2 separate regions of the Homo sapiens genome follow, and region 1 is linked to region 2. A link is an interaction called in ENCODE POLR2A ChIA-PET data of the cell type or tissue named here. Cell type or tissue: CD4-positive, alpha-beta T cell. All regions are shown on one strand. Each heading gives the region's core, and the rest is flanking DNA. Links, peaks and the distances in the headings are about the cores only. Region 1 overlaps RSU1 (Ras suppressor protein 1). Region 2 overlaps VIM (vimentin).

The links. Peaks named below come from ENCODE experiments on the same cell type or tissue, not always from the same donor. Only the 100,000 strongest peaks of a DNase experiment are listed, where the experiment ranks them.
Region 1: POLR2A ChIA-PET joins it to region 2 with 6 read pairs; 1 of 35 experiments calls an interaction of 5 or more read pairs at or near these places.

Annotation. Positions count from the first base shown.
Region 1 is chr10:16,788,620-16,793,014 of GRCh38, forward strand. The region is part of intron 2 of RSU1 (Ras suppressor protein 1); the gene reads right to left. Among named protein-coding and RNA genes, the nearest start is that of RSU1, 27 kb to the right of the region's middle. In CD4-positive, alpha-beta T cell, for the core only: no CTCF peak of the experiment used is centred there; no DNase peak of the experiment used is centred there; H3K27ac peaks cover 841 bases.
Region 2 is chr10:17,237,037-17,241,431 of GRCh38, forward strand. It overlaps VIM (vimentin), which reads left to right. Exons shown (of 10, transcript NM_003380.5): 10 at 194-557. The coding sequence ends at 235. Among named protein-coding and RNA genes, the nearest start is that of VIM-AS1, 9.2 kb to the left of the region's middle. RefSeq lists a silencer at 1,734-2,028. In CD4-positive, alpha-beta T cell, for the core only: no CTCF peak of the experiment used is centred there; a DNase peak (open chromatin) is centred at 2,005.

The DNA.
Region 1 (4,395 bases), core at 102-4,101, 450 kb before region 2:
AGTCTATAGTATTTTTGTTATAACGGCCAGAGCTGACTAAAACACACCTCAAGATCCAAGACGACAGCCTGAGCTCAGCCATCACATCTACATTCCTCTCAGGAAAAAGGAAAGGATAAAGAAGGCTTCCTCCTTCAGGACACTTCCAAGAAGTTGTACAAGGTATTTCCACTTACAAGCAATTAATCAAAATTCAGTAACACAGTGATGCCTAGCTACAAGGCTGGCTTCTGGGTGACCACGTGCCAGCTAAAAATTAGGGGTTTTATTACCAAGAAAGATGGGTGAGCTGCAACTGGCAGACAATTAGCAGTGTCTCACACCTGCAGACCATCCATCTGAGAGTCACTGAAGTCAAAAGAAAACTGAAGGTACTCCCATCTTCCCTTAATTTCTCCGAAAATAGCACAAGCAACTAATTAGCAAGGAAAAAAAAATGTTGCTCTTCTCAAAAAAGTGCAAAGTTCACAAGCTCAGGTTCACGAGGACAGATTTAATGAGGGAAAACTGGTTCTTTTCAGTCATTTCATTGTGTCCTTTCAACAAACACTTAGCAGGAGAGAAACTAAAAAAGTTTAAAAGTTGTGTTTTCTTTTCTTTTTCTTTAATGGAGAAGAGAAATTCAGTCGTTGCTTCAGCCGATCACACCACTAGAATGTATTTTTCTTTCTCACTCTTGCCACAGGACCACATGGTAAAGTAGGTAAGAGGAAGAAAAACAAGAGCAGAAAAGAAAAAGTTAATAAAAGATCTTTGAGAAAAATATTTAGGGCAACAAAGGACTCCAGGTCGGGTCTGCAGGGAAGGCAGTGAAGCTGAAAGAATCAACAGACCCCCACAAAGCCCGGTCAGGCAAAGACCAAGTGGAGACAGACATATTTATACAACCAGTCACTCCTTTCCACTCGGGAATGGTGAGTTCACTGTGAGTCTTGTATGGAAACTGAGCTGTTAGAAAAGAAGGGAGAAAAGGTCTACCGAAATAGAATGGGTTATTTAAAAGTACAAAAGCTGCCCCCGTTGAACGTGTCGGGAAAATGGGAGCAGGCTGTACCACTGACCCGCTACTGGTGCCTTGCTGACCGTAATCACACCTGGTAGATTTTCTGCTGTGTTGATAACATCTTCTAATGCTCCTGCTAACCAGACACCATTCAGAATGAGCTCCCCCAAAGCAGTGAGAACAAACTGTTATTAAAATTCCTAAAGCAATATTCAACTATGCTTTGCCCGGGCATTTTCAGAGTAGAATACATTTCAAAATTCAACTCAGTAACTAAGAAAACGTGTTGACGTGCACAGTTAAATACTACAGTGCCTTGGTTATCATTCTACTCTAGCCTCTTTAGGAATGTTATTTAGGTGAACGTTGGATCTGGCCAAAATGAACAGAGGGAAGCAAAATCAATGGGAGGGAAGCATTTGTGGGGTGTGGGGGCAGGGTGAGGTTGCTGGCACTGTCCCTGTGATTTATGATTTTTTTATTCTTGAGCCAGGAAGGGAATCAGCAGGAAAATGCTCAAAAGGAACTAGTTGGTTCAATAATTTCAAAAGAAAGACAATCAAGGACTCACGCAGGCACTTATTGACTGGATATTTACTGATCACACTCAGAGCGCCGGCCGTCTCTACCTTGGAGATTCTCTTAGAGGCAGCATCGACCACACATCCTGATTAGCCTGGAATGGTCTTGGATTATACCAGCTGTCCCTCTAAAAAATGTCCTGGTTTGGAGGATAAGCTACACGACCACACAACTTACGGAACAGAGAATATGGACCAACCACCTAACACGCTAGGTATAAGAATCATGGACACTGAGAGGTGGATTTAGAAAGACAATGGCAGTTCAGAAAGAGATGTTACTTATCGTAGGATGACAAACTGAGAAATGCTTTAGGGTAGAGAGTACACCATGCACCCAGGGGACCTACACAACTCACGGGTGATGGAGTCAATCCCAGGCTTATCTGAGCACAGAGATGAAAAACAGGGAAGGCATATGATAGGGTCTGGCTCTGTGTCCCCTCCTAAATTTCATGTTGAATTGTAATCGTTTGTGTTGAGGGAGGGACCTGGTGGGAAGTGACTGGATCATGGGGGTGGATTCCCCCTTGCTTTTCTCATGATGGTGAGTGAGTTCTCACCAGATCTGGTTGTTTGAAAGTGTGTTAGCACCTCCCTATTTGTTCTCTCTTTCTCCTGCTCCCATCACGAAGACGTGATTTCTTCCCCTTCGCCTTCCACCATGATTATAAGTTTTCTGAAGCCTCCCAGCCATGCTTCCAGGTACAGCCTGTGGAACTGTGAGCCAATTAAACCTCTTTTCTTCAGAAACTACCCAGCCTCAAGTAGTTCTTTATAGCAGTGTGAGAACATACTAATACAGGATATAACATGGAAGGAGTGGTCAGTATTTTAATGGAGTAAATTCAGAAAAATCAAAGAACTAGCTGGAGTGCAGTGGCATGATCTTGGCTCACTGTAACCTCCACCTCCCAGTTTCAAGCAATTCTCGTGCCACAGCCTCCTGAGTAGCTGGGGTTACAAGCATGCACCACCATACCCAGCTAATTTTTCTATGTTTAGTAGAGACAGGGTTTCACCATGTTGGCCAGGCTGGTCTCGAACTCCTGACCTCAGGTGATTCACCTGACTTGGCCTCCCAAAGTGCTGTGATTACAGGCGTGAGCCACCTGTCAAAAAAAATAAAAATAAAAAATAAAAAAACTGGGCAGGTGTGGTGGCTCATGCCTGTAATCCCAGCACTTTCGGAGGCCGAGGTGGGCAGACTGCCTGAGCTCAGGAGTTCAGGATTTCAGGACATAGTGAAATCCCATCTCTACCGAAGTACAAAAAATTAGTCGGGCATGGTGGTGCATACCTGTAGTCCCAGCTACTTGGGAGGCTGAGGCAGAAGAATTGCTTGAAACCAGGAGGCGGAGGTTGCAGTGACCGACATCACACCACTGCACTCCAGCCTGGGCGACAGAGCGAGACTCCGTCTCAAAAAAACAAAAAAAAAAAAAAAAGAAAAATCGAAAAACTAAAACTCCTAGAGAAAGAATCATTATGTCTAGATAACTCATGGAAGCAGGTATCAGTATTTGAAATAGGTCCCGCTTTTTCCTCTTCTTCAGGATAAAGTAGACAATATAAGGAAGGCAAAATAAGCAGGATAAAATCCACAGCCCTGTAAGATGACATTACAGACTCGTTCCCAAGGTGGCCCAACTTATCACAAAGATGTGGAACTCTGGAACTTGTCTCCATAGTTTTCAATCTGGCAAATTAGGAAGCAAATGATTCCTTTAGTAGCACTTCAGAGATGGGAAAAAGTTCTAGTGTCACAGAATGGCACTTACATCCAGACAGATGAGGGCGAACAAAGCCAGGATGAGACACGGGAAATGAGGCCTGAAAACACACAAAATGATATGGAACTTGGAAGTTTCTAAGATCTTCTCATGGGTGAGCATTGGCCATCTTGGACTCTAAATGAAAGGTTCTGTAACGTTGGTCATAAAAACTAGACTGCAATCACCAGTTCAGCTCACAGACTGTGCATTCCGAATGAAAGCCACTAAAAAGGCCTTTGCTATCTGCAAAGGATTCATCACTTTTTTGTTTGTTTTGAAACAGAGTCTCACTGTCGCAGGCTGGAGTGCAGTGGCACAGTCTCGGCTCACTACAACCTCCACCTCCCGAGTTCAAATGATTCTCCTGCCTCGGCCTCCCGAGTAGCTGAGACTACAGGCACGCACCACCACAACTGGCTAATTTTTGTATTTTTAATAGAGACGGGGTTTCATTACGTCGGCCAAGCTGGTCTCGAACTCCCGACCTCGTGATCCACCCGCCTCAGCCTCCCAAAGCGCTGGGATTACAGGTATGAGCCACTGCGCCCGGCCAGGGCTTTTTCACACCTCTTGTGGTTTCAAATGTAACATGCTGGAAGAACCACCATACCTTCTAGAATATTCAAAGGAGTCTGCCTTGTTTTAGCACTGCAGGCTGCACTATTCCAATTCTGCAAGATTCTACAAGTTGCACTGTAGACAGAACCCTCGGCAGTTGTGCACAGAGACAGCCACGTTAATGCAAATCATCCCAGAGTTCTAGACCACAAAGAATTAACTGGATCTTAACATACAGCACGGTGTAAATGGCTTTTCCATTTTGGTTCCCTGGTGGACTAGAAACAGCCACAGCTTTAAATAACCCTCATCAGAGGCTCCACAGGAATGTGGAAGCTGGCCAGATGTCAGCACCGGGCAGCAATGCTGACCAACTTGAGCTCTGCATCTCCGTGATGCTGCTTAAAACGCCTGCCCATGTCGCATGGCTGAAGTTATTTCACCCTTGGTAGTAGGACACAGATTCTGATCTACTTAC
Region 2 (4,395 bases), core at 273-4,272:
ATATTGCCTGTAGTGGAAGAGGGTCTTGTGTGTCTGCCCCTTCTAGTTTTCACTCATGCAGAAGCAACATAACCTTCTGATTTGCACAATAAATTACATATATTTAGCAGGATTTTTATTTGCCGTGATATATAGGATAATTTAGTCTTTGGCATGTGGCATTATATTTATTTTGGTTTTTTTTTTTAAACAGGTTATCAACGAAACTTCTCAGCATCACGATGACCTTGAATAAAAATTGCACACACTCAGTGCAGCAATATATTACCAGCAAGAATAAAAAAGAAATCCATATCTTAAAGAAACAGCTTTCAAGTGCCTTTCTGCAGTTTTTCAGGAGCGCAAGATAGATTTGGAATAGGAATAAGCTCTAGTTCTTAACAACCGACACTCCTACAAGATTTAGAAAAAAGTTTACAACATAATCTAGTTTACAGAAAAATCTTGTGCTAGAATACTTTTTAAAAGGTATTTTGAATACCATTAAAACTGCTTTTTTTTTTCCAGCAAGTATCCAACCAACTTGGTTCTGCTTCAATAAATCTTTGGAAAAACTCTTTTGTTGTGTTATTTATTGGATAATATCTAAACAATTCTCTACTTGGTCCTATTAGTTAATTTGTCATTACAATCATGTAAGTTGATAAATTCAGGTTATTTATGCTTGAGATGTAGTTCTTAATTTTGTCATTTTTGATAGACCTCACTTCTTTTTATTATTACTTAAAAACATTTACAAATAGGTGGTGTCGAATAAAATAACTTGTACCAAAATGAAGATAGGTCTCTCTAAAATGAGCTCAGGTCTGTGATTTTAATCATAACAAACAGACTTCCTAAAATTAAAAAATAAAAACTTTTTTTAGTACATATAGCATATGAGTAACACAAATTCCACTTTGGGAGTTAAAGCATAGGAAGTTGCCAAGATATAGGGGCTTATCTTCCGCTAGCAAGATGCAGAGAAATGGAAAAAGTTCACCAAGTTTTTCTTTTATTTAAGACAGGATCTCACTTTGTCACTCAAGCTGGAGTAAAGTGACTCAATCATAGTTCACTGCAGCCAACAACTCCTAGGCTCAGGCAATCCTCCCACCTCAGCCTCCTCAGTAGCTAGGAGTACTCAAAACAAATAAACGAATGTCTAACTTTAGCCTAAAATGTGAGTTGTCTTCCCAAAACTAGCCACACACCTGGCTAATTTTTTTAATTTTTTGTAGAGATGGGGTCTGGAAGTGTTGTCCAGCCTAGTCTGGAACTCTTGTGCTCAAGTGATCCTCCCTCGGCCTCCTAAAAAGCTGGGATTACAGGCATGAGCCACCACACTCAGCCTAGTTCACCAAGATTTAATATATGAAACCGTTCTGCTTTATTGTGTGTGTGTGTGATAGCTATATCTATATCCATCTATCTATAGATACAGATATTTGTAAAGACCTTTGTGTTTGGAGAATGGCATTAGGCACAAAATAAAACCTCCTACCTTTTCTTCCAGGGAGATGAGATTATTACATGTGAATCGCATGGTGCTAACTGTAGGTGTAATAAGGTTTCAAAGTCTGGAGCAATAAAAATGAAGTGGGGCAGTCATGGAAAGCTCCCTAGAAAGCACTCAGTGTGAGCATAGAACTTACATAAATAGACGAGAGAAGGTATTGCCAAGAGGCAATAGTGTAGTAATGGTCAATAATGTGTGTTCTGGAGTGAAAACTTCGAGTACATTCTCGGACATCTCTAAGTTTCAAATTATGGAAATATTATTATCTTCTCTCCTCCGAGAATGATGTGGTAGACATTGTCATAATTTTTCTGTGTTTGCATCTGCCTCTCTCTGGAGTTAACTAGTGAGATGGTTCTCACAAAGCCCTGCCCATTTGCAGGAATGTTCACTGTGATTTTCATCATTTTGGTTACCGTGGGTACTGCATGAATAAAGAAAGGATTGGGGCTGGATGCAGTGGCTCATGCCTGTAATATCAGCACTTTGGGAGGCTGAGGCGGGTGGATCACTTGAAGTCAGGAGTTCCGGACTAGCCTGGCCAACACGGCGAAATCCTGTCTCCACAAAAAATACAAAAATTAGCCAGCCGTGGTGGTGGATGCCTATAACCCCAGCTACTCTGGAGGCAGAGGCAGTAGAATTGCTTCAGCTTGGAAGGTAGAGGTTTCAGTGAGCCAAGACTGTACCACTAAACTCCAGCCTGAGTGACAGAGCGAGATCCTGTCTTAGAAATAAAGAAAAAAAGGATTGGCTGCTGAAGTAACTCCTAGCCATTCTAAAGGTAAATTCTAAATGTAAAAGTAAACTTTACATTCTAGTTTACTTGGGACATTCTTGGTTTATGACTGTTGTGTAAGCATAATTATTAATAATAACAGTTTGGACAATAGATTGTATGTGGTCAGGTCATGCTACCCTTAGAATAATCTTACAGAAAATGTGTCTGTCCCCTCAGCCCCCATATTCAAACAACTGACATGGACAATGGCATAATTAATTTTATTAGTGTAAACATCCAGGTCTTTGGGCCCTTATGAAACCTTTTCTATTTGATTTTTCGTTTTGCTTTCTGTTCTTTAGCCATTCTCACCACTGTTCCCCGCAGCCTCCTAACCCTAGGATCCCTGTCTCCTCTTCCACTTGTATCCCACCTTTGGCTTATAAGGGTCATCCAGGGAAGACCCCAGCCCCATATTGGCTTTCTTCACACACCAGACTCATTATTATTTTTTTAAAAATTGAAAAACAAGCCACAGTTTTCTTTCAGGGGAAAAGAACCAGGACAGCAAGTTCTGCTCATACCTATTGAGATTAGTAGACTCCCACTCTTAAAAATCCTTTACAGATGGAGGCCAGGCATGGTGACCAAGGTGGGTGGATCCCCTGAGGTCAGGAGTCCAAGACCAGCCTGGCCAATAAGGCGAAACCCCGTCTCTACTAAAGACACAAAAACTAGCCAGGGGTGGTGGTGCACACCTGTAATCTCAACTACTCGGGAGGCTGAGGCACGAGAATTGCTTGAACCCAGGAGATGGAGGTTGCAGTGAGCCGAGATTGTGCCACTGCACTCCAGCCTGGGCAACAGAGTGAGACTCTGTCTCAGAAAAAGAAAAAATATCCTTTACAGATGGAAACAACAGACACTGGGCACTTCAAAAAGGAGGAGGTTGGGAGGAGGGCAAGGGTTGAAAAACCACCTGTTGAGTACTTGGGTGATGGGTTCAATAGAAGCCCAAGCTCTAGCATTACGCAATATATCTATGTAACAAACCTGCACATATACCCCCTGAATCTCAATTAAAAAAAAAAATATCTTACAGCTCTTTCTAAAGTCACATCCCAGAAATGGAAAAGAGGAGTGGGCCTCCCTTATCTGTGACTGTCAGAAATTAGACCATAATGAAAAGCTTCACAGGTGCCCCATCTCCGAAGAATTCAAATTTATTTCAGTCTTCTTCTATTTTATCTTTAATTATACTGTTAGTGTTTTTCCTTATCTTCCACTTTGAAAAATTTATAAAAAGAAATTATGTTCTCACCACCTATGGTGAAAGAGAGATTAATGCTTGGTTCCTTCATGTATAATATTAATCCAAGATTAAAGGAGACGGAAAAAGTAGGGGGATGGGGAGAAAGAAATGGTGGCTTAAAGTGTTTAAGTCTGAAAAAAGTTACTAAGGGGATGGTGAAATCCATGGAACTCATGTGACTGTCAAGTCCTACTAAGTTTTCTCACAGTGACAGATGGAAAAGGCTGCTGGTGAATGAAACAAATGTCTACTTTTAGCCTAAAATGTAGTGAGTTGTCTTCCCACAACTAGCCGCTAACAAAGGCGCTAAAAAAATAAAATCTCTTCCCAGGCTATGAGACTAAGGGAGTGAGTGTGTGTAGTGATGGGGGAGGGAGACAGACTTTCACTCCAACTATCGTCTGAATGTTTGTGTCCCCCCAACTTTGTATGTTGAAACCTAACCTGCAACGTCATGGTATTCAGATATGTCTCTTGTGAAGTGATTAGGTCAGGAGGCTGAAGCCCTTATGAATGAGATTAATGCCCTTATAAAAGAAACTCCAGGCTGGGCGTGGTGGCTCACACTTGTAATCTCAGCAGGTTTGGAGGCTAAGGCAGGTGGATTGTTTGAGTCCAGGAATTCCAGACCAGCCTGAGCAACATCGTGAAACGCTATCTCTACAAAAAACAAAAAACAAACAAACCATGTGTGGTGGTGCACACCTGTAGTCCCAGTTACTCAGGAGGCTGAGGTAGGAGAATCACTTAAGCCCCGGAGGCAGAAGTTGCATGAGCCAAGATCATGCCACTGCACTCTAGCCTGGGTGACAGAGTGAGACCCTACCTCAAAAAAATAAAATAAAATAAAATAAAATAAAACAA